2 separate regions of the Homo sapiens genome follow, and region 2 is linked to region 1. Evidence: read pairs that join two places in POLR2A ChIA-PET (ENCODE). Cell type or tissue: PC-3. All regions are shown on one strand.

What was found. ChIA-PET counts read pairs that join two places held together with the same protein. Peaks named below come from ENCODE experiments on the same cell type or tissue, not always from the same donor. Only the 100,000 strongest peaks of a DNase experiment are listed, where the experiment ranks them.
Region 2: POLR2A ChIA-PET joins it to region 1 with 11 read pairs; 5 of 35 experiments call an interaction of 5 or more read pairs at or near these places.

What each region holds. Positions count from the first base shown.
Region 1 is chr20:33,642,831-33,650,830 of GRCh38, forward strand. It overlaps CBFA2T2 (CBFA2/RUNX1 partner transcriptional co-repressor 2), which reads left to right. Exons shown (of 11, transcript NM_001032999.3): 11 at 1,517-7,200. The coding sequence ends at 1,816. Among named protein-coding and RNA genes, the nearest start is that of C20orf144, 15 kb to the right of the region's middle. In PC-3, no CTCF peak of the experiment used is centred here; a DNase peak (open chromatin) is centred at 4,891; H3K4me3 peaks cover 793 bases; H3K27ac peaks cover 719 bases.
Region 2 is chr20:33,588,180-33,596,179 of GRCh38, forward strand. The region is part of intron 1 of CBFA2T2 (CBFA2/RUNX1 partner transcriptional co-repressor 2); the gene reads left to right. Among named protein-coding and RNA genes, the nearest start is that of C20orf144, 70 kb to the right of the region's middle. In PC-3, no CTCF peak of the experiment used is centred here; no DNase peak of the experiment used is centred here.

The DNA.
Region 1 (8,000 bases):
GCATAGATCCTGGATCTGGACTGCGTAGGTTTAAATCCCAGCTCTCCATTTTGAGCATTGTGCTTTTAAGGAATTGTAATTTTAAATAAGCCACAAAGTAGCCTCCAGGTGAGGTGCACACCTGGACCTATCCCTGCAAAATCACTTTCAAAAGCAGGGAAGGGATAGAGGGCCTGTCCTTTGGATGAGTTTGCATTGGACCAAAACGGCTGATTCTCGTCCATCAAGAATGTTCAGCTAGAATATCCTTGTTGAAATTTGGCAGGTATTCCTGGAGTTTCTTGTTCATCTTGTGAAAGGTGGTCTGGTGTGGGGGAGGAAGGAGGCCAGGACTGGAGGTTAGGAGCCCTGACTTCTAGCCGAGTTCCCTCTCATACTGGCAGTATACCCTTAAAGGAGTCAGTCTCCATCTCTGTTCAATGAGTATAGCAGCTCCTATCCTATTGGTCTGATAGTTATTAGGGAACAGGCACAGTGGCCCATGCCTGTAATTCCAGCTCTTTAGGAGGTCAAGGTGGGAGGGTCCTTTGAGGCCAGGAGGTCAAGACCAGCCTGGGCAATATAAGGAGACTCTGTCTCTACAAGAAATTAAAGAATCAGCCAGGCATGGTGGCACATGCCTGTAGTCCCAGCTACTCAGGAGGCTAAGGTGGGAGTGTGGGAGGATCCCTGGAGCCTAGGAGGTCAAGTCCAGCTTGGGCAACATAGCAAGACCCTGTCTCCAAAAGAAAAAACAAAACAGCAGCAGCAGCCTTCGTTGAGTCAGATTATCAGTAAAAACAATGAAGATTATTCTCTAATGAGGGAAGCAATATCAGCTGGGCGCTTATAATCCTGACACTTTGGGAGGCTGAGACAGGCAGATCACTTGAGCCCAGGAGTTCAAGCGTAGCCTGGCCAACATGGCAAAACCTCATCTCTACTATATATATATATATATATATATATATATATATATATATATATATATATATATATATATATATAGTATATAATGTGTGTGTGTGTGTGTGTGTGTGTGTGTGTGTGTATATAATGTATAATTACAAAAATTAGCCAGGCATGGTGGCACATGCAGAAAGGAGTAGGATAAATGTTCGTCTTAACACATGTGGTCTTAGGATAGATGGCTCTTGGGGGAGACCCTGGCACAGAGTTTGGTTTGGTTTCTGACTATTAAAATGAGCCAAAAGATGAGTCCATGCCTTAGGCAGGAGAGATGGCCACCTGCCCTAGGCTGGTGCTGTGTAAGGTATTTTCACACACACATCTCATTTCACTGTTCCTGTCATCTTGCAGGGAAGTAGTTTTCTTGTTTTACAGATGAAGGAAACTCAGAAAGGCAGTGTGTATTTCTCATAGTTAAACAGCAGTAGAGGGCGGAGTTGACCACAGGTGTATGTAGTTCCAAAGCTGGGGTTCTCTACATACAGCCCCTTGCTTTACTGTGCAGGGAATGAATGGCAAGCCTGCCCCTCAATCCCAGCAACCACTAACTGATGCCTGTGTCTTGCAGAACTGCTGGAACTGTGGCCGCAAAGCCAGCGAGACATGCAGTGGCTGCAATATCGCGCGATACTGTGGCTCTTTCTGCCAGCACAAGGACTGGGAGCGGCACCACCGCCTCTGTGGTCAGAACCTGCATGGCCAGAGCCCCCACGGCCAGGGCCGGCCGCTGCTTCCTGTAGGCAGGGGCTCCTCTGCCAGGTCCGCCGACTGCAGCGTGCCCAGCCCAGCCCTCGACAAGACCTCGGCAACCACATCGCGTTCCTCAACACCTGCTTCTGTGACAGCTATCGACACCAACGGACTCTGAGCCCCGGACTCTGCTTACCCTGATGGCTGCTCAGCACCACAGAGTGCTTGGGCTGAGGGACTGACTGTTGGAACCCGTGCATGTAGCTGCCGGGTCATCAGCAAGAAATGAATTGGAGGCAGGAAGAGTCCAAGCCTGAATAATAACACCCCACAGCCTCTCTGTGCACTTGCTGTCTGCGGAGCCAGTGTGCCATTCTCTGCACATGGGCAGCCAGCCTGAGCTGCCTCCTCCATGGCTTTCCTGGTTTGTTCCTCTCTCCACTGAAGCTGACTTAGCCGGCCCCTTTTCAGTGTAGACCACCAGCTCCCCTCCCCATCTCCTTGAGTCAGCAGACTGTCCAATGTGCTCAGCCAGGCTGGAGGCGGCAGGCGGCAGGCAGCAGGCTGTGGAGGAGGCCCCTCGGTCAGGGAGCGGCCTGCCTCACCCCTGAATAGCTCCTTCGGCCCCATCTCCATCCTCAGCAGATGACACTGATTGGCCTCACGGGGACTTGGGTAAGCAACAGGCGGCATTCAGGACTCTTCTCAACCCTGCTGTTCAGACTTGATAAGATCTCAGAGTCCACAGGAAAGAAGTCACTGTTGCAATAAAAGCACCCGTAGTAGCAAAAACATAAAACAAATAAAACTTCCCCCACATCACAGATGATTTTGGACAAGATTTTCCAACCTTGCTGGCTACTTTAGTTTGGGACCTGTTTTTTTTCTCATTTGATTTTGCTTGTGCAGAAAATAGTTTCCAGCACATGGATTGATCTGAGAGAGAATGAGGCTCAGTTGTGGATAGTCTGTTTTCTCTGAGCATGTTGGCCAACTAGTATCGTCAAATTATTGAGTGGATCATCTCTTGGAAATGCAGAACTTCTGCCACCACTTGGCTATTTGCACAGTCATCTTGTTCTGTGTCCTTTTATCTCTCAGACCACACACATCTGGAACGCTGTGGGCATCTTCTGCCCATGGGCTCCATTTGGCACCTGCTGAGCCACAGTTGTCCTGCTGGATGTGCTGTGCAGGTTGGTAGGACTTGCCCCCACTGTCAAGGCCTGGTCTCATCTGAAAAGCCCTCCTGGACCTCAAAGAATTCTTCAGACCTCATAGTTACAGGTCATTATATCTACTATGTTGATTTATCATCAGGCACACAACTTCTGTTTCCTTCTCTTGTGTTATCTGATAGCGTCCCTCCTTGAGCTCATCAGAAAGGTTTTATGAAATGTGAACCATTTTGGGAAAAGCTGATCAATTTTTCTTCCTAGCTTCCCATTTTCAAATGGGACATCACTCATATCCCTTTCAGAATGTTAGGAACTGCCTCCCACATTCTTCCCTGTCTTTTTGGGTTTTGTTTTTTGTTGTTGTGGTGGTTTTTTAACACAAAGTCTCACTCTGTTGCCCAGGCTGGAGTGCAGTGGCATGATCTTGGCTCACTGCAACCTCTGCCTTCCAGGTTCAAGCAATTCTCCTGCCTCAGCCTCCCGAGTAGCTGAGATTACAGGCGCCCACCACCACGCCCAGCTAATTTTTGTATTTTTAGTAGAGACAGGGTTTCACCATGTTGGCCAGGCTGATCTCGAACTCCTGACCTCAGGTGACCTGCCTTGGCCTCCCAAAGTGCAGGGATTACAAGCGTGAGCCACCATGCCCGGCCTGTCTTTTTGGTTTTGATGGGAGTCTGAGGACCCCGACCCCTCCTGCTCTCCATCTTTGAGCCTCTGGCATCCTCTCACACCCAGAAATCAGTTGGAGTAAGTTTAATTGGCCCTGCTCCAGCTGGCCTTTGAAGCACAAGTTTAAATCTCCACCTTCTGTGCACTGACCAGAGTCTAAAATAAAAGTTGTCAGTACCATAAAGGAAAAGGGATCCACACAGGTAGCCTTCTCCTTGGATACAGGTACATCTTACTGTAAGAATTTCAAGTCCTGGCTGGGCGCAGTGGCTCACTCCTGTAATCCCAGCACTTTGAGAGACCGAGGCAGGCAGATCACTTGAGGTCAGGAATTCAAGACCAACCTGGCCAACATGGTGAAACCCTGTCTCTAATAAAAAAAAAATAGAAAAATCAGCCGGGTGTGGTGGCACACACCTGTAATCCTAGCTACTCAGGAGGCTGAGGCAAGAGAATCTCTTGAACCTGTGAGCCAGAGGTTGCAGTGAGCCGAGATTCCACCACTGCACTCCAGCCTGGGCAACAGAGCAAAACTCTGTCTCAAAAAAAAAAAAAAAAAGGCAAAATTAAAGAATTTCAAGTCCCTAATTTACTCTAACCAAGCATTTTCAGTCTTACAAAGAAATCTAGTGCACGACACCTTTAAAATGCCTAGATTTCCATTGCCTAAAGTAAGGTGTGACCAGTGAAACAACAGCAGAGAATCATGTTCCTTTGCTGTGGAACACATAAGCCCCACAGTTTTCCAGTCAGCCTAATACATGGGTATCCCCCGACCCCATCTGCCTCCTTAAGCCACAGTCCTTGGTGGGGAACTCTAAGGGGGACGGAGTCAGTACCCCGGACAGGGCCACATTTGCATGAGACATGGCTGTCTCACAGGTCACAGAGCCATTACAACAGCTTACTAGTTTTTCATGGATTTGTTGGATTAACACCTTAAGCAGGTTTTTTATTGTTATTTTGTTTGTTTGTTTGTTTTGAGACGGGAGTTTCTCTCTTGTCTCCCAGGCTGGAGTGCAATCGCGCAATCTCGGCTCACGGTAACCTCTGCCTCCCAGGTTCAAGCGAGTCTCCTGCCTCAGCCTTCTGAGTAGCTGGGATTACAGGCATGCGCCACCACGCCCAACTAATTTTGTATTTTTAGTAGAGACGGGGTTTCTCCTTGTTGGTCAGGCTGGTCTCAAACCCCGGACCTCAGGTGATCCCCCCACCTTGGCCTCCCAAAGTGCCAGGATTACAGGCATGAGCCACTGTGTCCGGTCTTGAGCAGGTTTTTAAAATCTCCAGTGGCCATAAAACTAGCCAGGGTAGCTCATGCTTTTACTGGTTGGAATAAGGAGCCAAAACCAACAAAATAATATTTATTAGGGCTCGATGCCCATTTCTGTGGCTAAGGCTTAGGTTTGGTGTGCAGAGCCTGGCCTGCTCTTGTGGGCTGTGGTTGCTGTGACAGTTTCGTTTTCTGAATCTTTGTAATGCTCTTCCACCCTGCTCGTGCTGCCCAGAGGCTGATCTGCAAACCTGGGCAGTATTCCACACTGAAGCTCAGTTTGCAAACCTTCTGCTGTGTTAATTCTGGTCAGTTTCACACAGAAGTCACGAGGGCCTCTGCCCAGGACCTTCTATTCACATTTCAAGAATCCCTTTCTGAAATTCTCCAACTCTCTGGTCAGGAGGAGGAGCACCATTGGGGCGGGGTAGGCAGCTAGAGGCGCAGGAGCGAATCCAGGTTCCTTGCGTGGTTCCCAGCCTCTGCTGACAGCACCTCAGCTACCAGGTGGGGAGTGGAAATTCAGCCTGCTTAGAGGACTGACCTCTACAGTTCATATTTGCAGTGACATAAAAGGCAAAGAGGAGCTGGCATGGTGGTACAGAAGGTATCAGTCAAGCGCAGGCTCTTCAGAAACCTAGAAACTAAAAAGAGATGCAACATGTGACTGGCCATCAGCCAGACATGTCTAGGGTGAGACCAGTGCTCAGCACCACCCGCCAAGGAACACTGATGAGTTGTGGGACATTATGGTCGGCCAAGTGAGGAATGATTGCAGGGACCAGAGAAGACCAAAGATGCCAGATGTCCCCAGAGTTTCTTGAGGGCTGGGTTTCACGTCTTTGCTTGTCCTTTTTGTCCCCACTTGCCTGCACCGTGCCTGACTCATCCAGTGGGGAAGGTGACTCAAGAAGTTGTTTAAGCCTAGGCCTAGGCAGTCCACTTCGGGAGGTGGGGGCACTCCACACTGGGGGGCCCTGCAGCTCCAGGGCTGGTGCTCTAGCAGATCCGCTCAGGCACGGTTGGGTGACCGTGGGGTCACCGATTGCGTAGATTATTTCTAGGGCAGTGCTGGGTTAGAAATGTCTGTCTGGAAACAGGACACATCTTGCCACCACAAGTCCACACCTGGCCTTGGCTGCTGCCCGCTCTCTGCAGCGTGGATTTCCTTTGCCCATTTGGGCCAGAAGGTCACCAGGAGTTCATCACTGCTTAGTGTCAACTTGACATCTTCAGCTTCCAGACAGAAAACCCATGCTTTACTTTGTACAGCCCTGTCCCAGAGTTAGTAAGCCTCGGCTTGTCACCTGCTTGCAAAGGGTATAGACATCATTCTGGGTAGTTCTAGAGGATATCGCAACAAGTGCGTTTGAAGGTTCAGCACAGCTGGAATTGTACGGTAGTGAGCTCTTCAAAATGAAAACAGAATGACCGGATGGCCATCTGTCCTGGAAACTGTAGAATTGAATAAATCACTGAAAATAGAACACTTCTTGGAGGCTTTCTTCAGAACTGAACTAGAAACAAGGTTTCCAGGCTCCCAGGTCAGTAGACCAAACCAACTTCCTTAGATTTTTTTTTTTAAGCTGTTTGCAGAAAACTGGGTGGTAGCGTGTCTGAACCAAACGGAAGAATAGCCAGCGGAGCATGGACTGTTCCAGCACGGGCCAGATGGCCAGCTGTCGAGAGCAGCCCTGCCCAGATTGCGGTGGGGGCTGTGCCAGCGGCTCCGCAGGGCCCTTCCAACTCTGGAGTGTCTGTAGTTCTTGTGAAACCAAAACGTTGACTACCTGCCTCTTTCCTCGGGCATCGACGTGCTCATTTCCAAAGATGATGGTGCAGGTGACCTTTTCCATCGTGAGCTAAGAGAAGGTTAGGAGGCCTGAGGGGCGGGCCTTGTGTCCCCTCCTCCCCCTCCACAGCCCCTGAGGTGGAGCTTCCCTCACAGACCCCATCTGGTCGAGCCTACGGCTGCCCAGTGTACACTCAGTGATGCTTATACCAAATAGGGCATGTGCGCTGGTGTCTGTTGGGGACAGCCCCATCCCTACCTTGGAGTCGGCAGAGAAGCAGCAATAAGCATTAGGCGAATGATTGAAAGGGCTGCTGCGCCAAGAGGCCTTCAGTCCCCTTAACGTGGCTTTCCAACTTCCTGACGAGGCTACAAAGGCTCCGCTCACAAAAGAAAGCCAATAATGTAAATAAATAGAAAACGAAGCCTCCACGCGTGGTTTTTAAAGGGGGATGATGAATGTGACACCACCCACAGAATGCATTAGAATCTGGTTTTTCTGTGCTTTGTCATTTTACTCTGATAGGAATTTTTGTTACCTAACTCTGTGCATAACTTATTTAATGTACTGTATAAATGAACCAAAACTGTTAAATATGTATTTAGTTTGTTCTACTTAAAGTAGTCAATAAAAAGGCTATATTCCTTTTCTGCCTCAAGCTGGAATGGGACCGGGAGGAAAGGTGGTCCCTACACTAGGAGGTGTCCCCTCACCCTAATTCCCAAATCCTTGAGGAAGAGGGAGAGAGGGGCCTCAACTGGTTCTAGTCGTGGCCTGAAGAGCATCCAAGGGCATGAAGCAGGGGGTGTCTGCACCCCATGTGCCTGGAACTGGCCTCTCTGGAAAGCCAGCTGCACCAACTGGTCAGTGCCCTGTGGGGACCAGGCCCAACCAGGCTGGCTGCTGGAGCCCACCAGTGGGCCTGCGGTCAAGGGCCAACAACAGCTTCCAGACACTCCCCGTTATTTCTTTTAAGTGGTGTTTCGTTTTGTTTTGTGGGGAGGGGGCAGGGTCTCTGTTGCCCAGGCTGGAATGCAGTGGCACGATCACAGCTCAGTGCAGCCTCCACCTCCCAGACTCAGGCAATCCTCCCACCTCAGCCTCCTAAGTAACTGGAACTACAGGCATGGGCTACCACGCCTGGCTGATTTTTTGTATTTTCTATAGAGACAGGGTTTCACCATGTTGCCCAGGCTGGCCTCAAACTCCCGGGCTCAAGCGATCTGCCTGCCTCGCCCCCGCCAAAGTCCTGGGACTACAAGCATGAGCCACTGCACCCGGCCAAATTATCTTGTAATAAGGAAAAATGAACCACAGAGAATCTGACCATCTGTCCTGCCTGAACAGGGTGGTGGACTTGTGGATATATTTTCTAGTAACATGTATTTTCTTGTAAAATTTTAACACAAATGTTAACAAACATACCTGGACTTGTCAAATATTCAC
Region 2 (8,000 bases), 55 kb before region 1:
GTTTCCTCTTGACCCCTTTATTATTATTTTTTGTGTATGGTATGTAGCTATTTTAAAGTATTGTTAGTCTTTGTTTTAACTTTGTTGAAGTGTTAATTAAAATGATGAACTTGCAGAAGAAAAAGTGAACATTTTAAACTATTTTTTATAAATAGAATAGAAACAGGTGCAAATGAAGAAATATATATATATAAATATATATAGATCAACAAATGAATAATGAACAAATATATATGTTAATGTAGCATATATTAATATAATATATATGTTAACCACAAAAGTACCATGGCCATTCAGCTCGTGATATGTATTTCTTTCTTTTACCTTTATTTTTGGCCTGTTTGAAAGATTTATGCTACATTATATTTTCCTTTATTCCTTAGATTACTTTAAAGAACAACACTATAATTAAGAGCAGTACACCCTAACCAAGTAAGGTTGATCACACAATGGCAAGGATAGTTCAACATTAAGAAGCTGAAAAGGGCTGGGCATGGTGGCTCACGCCTGTAATCCCAGCACTTTGGGAAGCTGAGCCAGGTGTATCACTTGAGGTCAAGAGTTCGAGACCAGCTTGACCAACATGATGAAACCCCGTCTCTAGTAAAAATGCAAAAATTAGCCAGGCATGGTGGCAAGTGCCTGTAATGCCAGTTACTCTCTGAGGCAGGAGAATCACTTGAATCCAGGAGGCAGAGGTTGCAGTGAGCCATGATCGCGCCACTGCACTCCAGCCTGGAGGACAGAGTGAGACTTCCCCTCAAAAATAAAAATAAAAATAAAAACAAGAAGCTGAAAGGAGGAAAAAAAACCCATTTCCATAAATACATCCCTTCCCCTAAAAAAATGCATTTGATTAAGCTGAAGACCTATTTCTAATAAAAACAAGTAAAAAGCAAGTTTGTGGTAAGTAGAAACTTCAAGGTTATACATGCAAAATGTGGCTTAAACTAGAGCTGCAACATAAAAGTGGTGAAGAACAGCAGAGGACAGTTGGAGCTGTGGGAGATGCACAAATGAATGCCTCTGGCATGGAGCTTCAGGGTTGAAAATCAAACACTAGAAGTCCAGCCAGGCACAGAGAGCAGCCAGTTGCAGAGGGGACATCTCCCTTTGTCTTTATCTGTTGTGGAGATGTTTGGTAGTCCCTTACCCCCAATGCATTGTAATAAAGCACTCCATTTGTATATGCATCTTAATAGTCCTCAATGATTTAGGCCCACAAAATGATCAGTTAAGAGAGTTACCTTTATTTTGTTTACTTTCAAAAAAATAAGAATAAACCCAAACTCAATTCTTAATTTCTCAGCCTGAACAGTGTGAGGTCATAGTTGTCCAGATTTCTCTGGAAACGAGTAAAGATGAATTCGTTTCTTTGTCATGGGTCTGTACTATAGGTTGTTCTCTTTTTATTTCATTTGATTGTAAACAGCAACTCTGGCAGCTGGGCAATATTGAATGATTGCTGTAAACAAGGAAACAGACTTTGAGGAGGAAATATCCCCACTATCAGAGAGCTAACAGAGCCTCAATTTCAATCCTGATCTGTCTGAATCCAGCCACTGCCTCATACCCACACCAGAGCTGTTCAATTGAAATATAATGTAAGCAACAAATAGAGGCCACATATGTAATTTTAAATATTCTTGTAACCTTATTTTTTAAAAAAGAAACAGGTGACATTCCTTTTGATAATATGTTTAATATACTAAGAAATTTCAATATATAATCATTATAAAATTATTAATGAGCTTGTTTACATTCCTTTCCTTAGTACTGTTTGAACCTTGGGGTCTGGCATGGTGGCTCACGCCTGTAATCTCAGTGCTTTGTGAGGCCAAGGTGGCAGGATCACTTGAGGCCAGGAGTTTGAGACCAGCTAGTGAGACCCTGTCTCTAAAAAAAAAAATAGAAAAATTAGCTGGACATGTTGGCATGCACCTATAGTTCCAGCTACTTGGGAGGCTGAGGTGGGAGGATCTCTTGAACCCAGGAGGTTCAGGCTGCAGTGAGCCTAGGTTATGTGACTGCTCTTCCAGCTTGGACGATGCTGTCTCATCTTTTTTTACAAAAAAAAAAAAAAAATCTGCAATCCTTTTTTCCTGTGCACAAACAGCTTCCAGAAAATAGTTAAAAGAAACCATCAAACCCTAAGGTAATTTTTTTTAAGTACCTGTTGGCCCAAACAGAGGGCTTAATTAGCGGCAACTCTTAGAAACCAGATTGCGTTAAACACATCTAGCTTTGTTTTTTTTTCTTGGCCCCCACAAAGGCTATGCGCATGCCCCAGGAATATACTTCTTCTTTGATTGGGCACAATAAGATTGTTTTCTTCAAATATTTGAGAGTGGTAGGACCCCAGAAGAACTCTTACCAACTGATGGTGAGTGCCAAGATCTTCTCATTTATCTGGCAGTGGCATATTCCATCTCTGCAGCAAGGTAAAGCCCTGGGTGCTAGAAGTTCCTTCACAGAACCTAGGTGTCAGCCAGTCATGGATATTGTCCTGTGGCTTCCCATAAAGAAAGCTAAATCTTTGCTTCGTGCTACTCCTGAGCATGCAGTTTTGATTTTTGTGGTTCTCCATCTCAAAACAAAAGCTGATGGGCTGACTGGGCCTTTCTTTGCGCTGGGGGAATATTAAAAACTCGGTTTTTCAAATATTAAGGTACATGGAGCCAGGTGGAACCCAGGCTCTTTTAAAGATTGATGAGGGCAGGTGCAGTGGCTCTCGCTTGTAATCCGAGCACTTTGGGAGGCCGAGGCAGGCAGATCACTTGAGACCAGAAGTTTGAGACCAGCCTGGCCAACATGGTGAAACCCCATCTCTACTAAAAAGAAAATAAAAATTTGCCGGGTGTGGTGGCAGGCATCTGTTAATTCCAGCTACTTGGGAGGCTGAGGCAGGAGAATCACTTGAACCCGGGAGGCAGAAGTTGCAGTGAGCCGAGATCACACCATTGCACTCCAGCCTGGGCAACAAGAGTGAAACTCCCTCTCAAAAAAAAAAGTACTGATGAATAGCTGGGCATGGTGGCTCACACCTATAATTCCAGTGCTTTGGGAGCCCAAGACAGGTGGATCACTTGAGGCCGGAAGTTCGAGACCAGCCTGGCCAACATGGTGAAAACCCATTTCTACTTAAAATAGAAAAAAGTAGTAGTCCCTGCTGTAGTCCCAGCTACTGGGGAGGCTGAGACACAAGAATTGCTTGAACCCGGGAGGCCGAGGTTGAAGTGAGCCGAGATCCCACTACTGCACTCCAGCCTGAGCAACAGAGTAAATCTCAAAAAAAAAAAAAAAAAAGAAAAAAATGATGAATAAATATGTACAAAAAGAAAAGAAAAATATTTGTCACATCCAAGTTAACTGAGGATGGCAATGTAATTAAAAAGAATGGTTTGAACTCACAATTGGCTTTGTGGTTACCTTACTACTTGAAAGACGGGACTGGGCACATATACCATTTCATTGGACAAACTTATTTTTACTTAATAGAATATAATTAAAATGCAAAAGTTAATAGCACATTAAAGTTTAATAGTTTTCTTTGAGACAGAGACATTCTCTGCTCTCTTTTGCTCCTCAGACTGGTCTTCGTAGTCTTCAGGTTGCTAAAATCTGATACTTTCCCAAGTCCATTCTCATGAACAATTCTACATCCCAATTGTGGCGGGGTGGGAGGGGGGGGCCTCCTGTAAGTCATGGTCATTCTGTGTTCATGCTGTCTCCATTTCCAAAAACGCTCCAGAATCTCTAGATATATTTAAATCTTCCCCAACACACTTGGTCCAACATGTTGCTTCTGTTTTCATTGTCTGTCACCATGCCTAGGGCACAGCAAACAAGAGTAGTGGATTGATAACAAGTGTTAGTTGATGAACATGAAAAAAACGACATAGGCCGGGCCCAGTGGCTCATGCCTGTTATCTCAGCACTTTGGGAGGCTGAGGTGGGCGGATCACGTGATATCAGGAGTTTGAGACCAGCCTGACCAACATGGGGAAACCCCATCTCTACTGAAAATACAAAAATTAGCCAGGCATCGTGGCACGCGTCTGTAATCCCAGCTACTGTGGAGGCTGAGGCAGGAGAATTGCTGGAACCTGGGAGGCGGAGGTTGCAGTGAGCCAAGATCATGTCACTGCACTCCAGCCTGGGTGACAAGAACAAAACTCTGTCTCAAAAAAAATTTTATATATATATATATATAATTATGTAAAAATTATATATATAATTATGTAAAAATTATATATAATTATGTAAATATATATATAAAATTATGCTATGTAGTTCTGTTAATGCATGATATTATAAAAGCACAGTTGTAAAAAGGTTACATTTACTCTAATTCTAGGCCACAGACTATTCAGTTAGTCCTAAAAATTCATGCAACATCGCCAGGCATTGTAGCACATCCCTGTAGTCCCAGTTACTTGGGAGGCTGAGGATCACTTGAGCCCAAGAGTTTGAGGTCAGCCTTGGTAACAAAGCCAGACCTAGTGTCTTCGAGAAAAAAAATACAAAATTCATGCAACATTACTTGACACTAGGGAGACTAAGTAAGTATGAAGATGGAGTTATATGAATGGGTCACTGCCACTTAAAAAAACCCCTCAAAAATACATGAACTATTAATGAGTTGTAGTGCATATAAGGAAGACAGAATAATGTCTTATATATCATGACTCCATTAACCTCTATAAAGAAGCTGAATATCTACATCTTAAAATTGTAGACTAATGGAGACATTATTTTGTTTATATTAACTCTCTACCTAGGCTTTTCCATTGTAAAGAAGCTATATTTATCTAGATCCATCCTCCCCCATACACACAGAGCTGTTTTTCTTTCACATTGAAAAATTATGACCAGGCACCCTGGCTCATGCCTGTAATCCTAATAGTTGTGGGAGGCCAAGGCAGGCAGATCACTTGAGGCCAGGAGTTGGAGACCAGCCTGGCCAACAAGGTGAAACCCCATCACTACTAAAAATGCAAAAATTAGCTGAGCTTGGTGGCATGTGCCTGTAATCCCAGCTACTCAGGAGGCTGAGGCAGGAGAATTGCTTGAACCCAGGAGGCAAAGGTTGCAGTGAGCCGAGATTGTGCCACTGCACCCCAACCTGGGCGACAGTGAGATTCCGTCTCAAAAACAAAAAACAAAAAAAACCTATTACATAATAAACTGATTTGCAAATCTCTTGACTGGATTTTTTTTTTTTTTTTTTTTTTGAGACAGAGTCTCACTGTGTTTCCCAGGCTGTGCAGTGACATGGTCTCAGCTCACTGCAACCTTCGCCTCCTGGGTTCAAGTGATTCTCCAGTGTCAGCCTCCCGAGTAGCTGGGATTACAGGCACCTGCCACCACGCCTGGCTAATTTTTGTATTTTCACTAGAGACGGGGTTTTGCCATGTTGGCCAGGCTGGTCTCGAGCTCCTGACATCAGGTGATCTGCCTGCCTCCGCCTCCCAAAGTGCTGGTATTACAGGCATGAGCCAACACGCCCAACCTTCTGACTGGTTTTTAATACAAGATAGCTAGATTTTTATATCTGCTTCTGCATTAATCATGTAATCTCTGTAAAAAGCTACCATTCACTCATGAAAGAGTAAAAAGGATAAATGACCTCTTCTTGCTACGATTATGAAAATTGTTTTGACCTTTCCCCTTCTGTCCACACATATCCCAAAGGGTCTCCAGGGCCCCCAACGGTCCCAGGACCATATTTTGAGAACTGCTGAGTAGATCATGGCATTCAAGCCAAGGTAAGTTTATGTTTTATTGTAAGAGCAATAGGAAGCCATTAGAAGAGTTCAGGTCTGTGGGAAGATCTGTTTTAGGTTTTAAATCAGCACTTTGGATACTACGTGATGAATGGACTGAAGGGGTTAAAAGCAGAAGCAGAAAGAATAGTTAGGAGGCAGATGAAGCAGTCCAGGTGAGAGATGACAGTGGCTAAATTCTAGCAATAGAGATGGGAGACATGACATACTGTGACATATTTAAGAGCTGGACTGTCAGAATTTACTGCTATATTTCTTTCTTTTCTTTTTTTTTGAGACGGAGTCTCACTCTGTTGCCCAGGCTGGAGTGCAGTGGCGCAACCTCGGCTCACTGCAACCTCTGCCTCCTGGGTTGGAGCAATTCTCTTGCCTCAGCCTCCCGAGTAGCTGGGACTACAGGCGTCTGCCACCACACCTGTCTAATTTTTATGTTTTTAGTAGAGACAGGGTTTCACTGTGTTAGCCGGAATGGTCTCGATCTCTTGACCTCGTGATCCTCCTGCCTCGGCCTCCCAAAGTGCTGGGATTACAGGTGTGAGCCACCGAGCCCGGCCTACTGCTAGATTTCCTCTAGAAGGTTCTGTGTTCCGCAGACATTTAGCACAGATGTATCAAATGCTGGAACCCAAGAGACCTGGCTTTTTGAATCGTAGGAAAGCCATTAACTAGCTGTGTGAGAAATTGATAGCGTTTTTCCCTGTCTCCCGAAAAAAAAGTGAGGTTTATTTTTGGCCAAGAAGACTAAAGTTAGCTGATTCTCCATCAGTCTCAGATTCTCTGAGTTCTCTGACTTTGGCTGCGTATGTGTGGCCCAGGCAGTAATGTGACACACCTTTAAGTGGTTGGGATTCAGTCGATTTTGATTGTGGTAGGGGTGGCTTCCATACAAAGGCAAGATGCTAATCAAATTTAATTTAAGTCTTTTCTGTTCATGTGAGAAATACTAAGCTGGTGGAGACCTGAAACAGATGGTGTGCAGTTGGAGTAGATAACTATATTATTCTAAATAAATATTTGCTGGAGCTGGGAAGCAACAATCCATATTTCATTTTTTCCCTATTTACATTTTCAGGTCAGCTGTGTTGCTACTGTTTTTAACTTGCATTAAGGTTATCAACAGACTTGGCAATTACAATATATCTTTAAATGTTGAAATAATTAGCATTGGAAGAGACCCTCAGCACGTAGTGCTGTAATGATTCTTAATGCATTTCTGGTGGATAGCTGTCTAATAATATCTTACACTTGAAAAAATTTTTTTTTTGAGTCGGAGTCTCACTTTGTTGCCCAGGCTGGAGTGCAGTGGCCCAATCCCGGCTCACTGCAACCTCTGCCTCCTGGGTTCATGTGATTCTCCAGTCTCAGCCTCCTGAGTAGCTGGGACTACAGGCGCACACCACCATGCCCAGCTGATTTTTCTATTTTTAGTAGAGACGGGGTTTCACCACGTTGGCCAGGATGGTCTCGATCTCTTGACCTTGTGATCCGCCCACCTCGGCCTCCCAAAGTGCTGGGATTACAGGCATGAGCCACTGTGCCTAGCTTAAAAATCTTATACGGTACTTGTTTTTTAATTTTCATTTTTTTTTTAATTTATTTTTTTTGAGAGCGGGCCTTGCTCTGTCACCCAGGCTGAAGTGCAGTGGCACAATCTCGGCTCACTACAACCTCTGCCTCCCAGGCTCAGGCAATCCTCCCAAGGAGCTGGGACTATAGGTGTACGCCACCACTCCCAGCTAAATTTTTGTATGTTTTGTAGAGATCAGGTTTTGCCATGTTGGCCAGGCTGGTCTTGTACTTCTGAGCTGACTCGATCCACCTGCCTCAGCCTCCCAAAGTGCTGGGATTACAGACGTGAACCACCATGCCTGGCCTACAGCACTTTTTAATCTGTTACTTTATTTGCCTTTTAACACCTCCCTTCCTCTGTTTTACAAATGAAGAAACCAAGGCTCTGGCATGACTTGTCCAGGGTTCCACAGTAGCTGATAAATTGGCAGAAAAATCAGGATTCACAGTCACAGTTTCATGCCCAGTTTTCTTTCTTCCACAATAGCCTACCTTTGACTATTCAAGAATATAAATCTCTAGCTGGTCTGGAATTTGGCTGTTTTGCCAAACTGACCTTTTCATCTCATCTTTTGCTGCATACAGCTTTTTATATTTACTGTATATTCTGTTTCAGCTAAGAGATGGTCTTAAATTGAGGGAGTA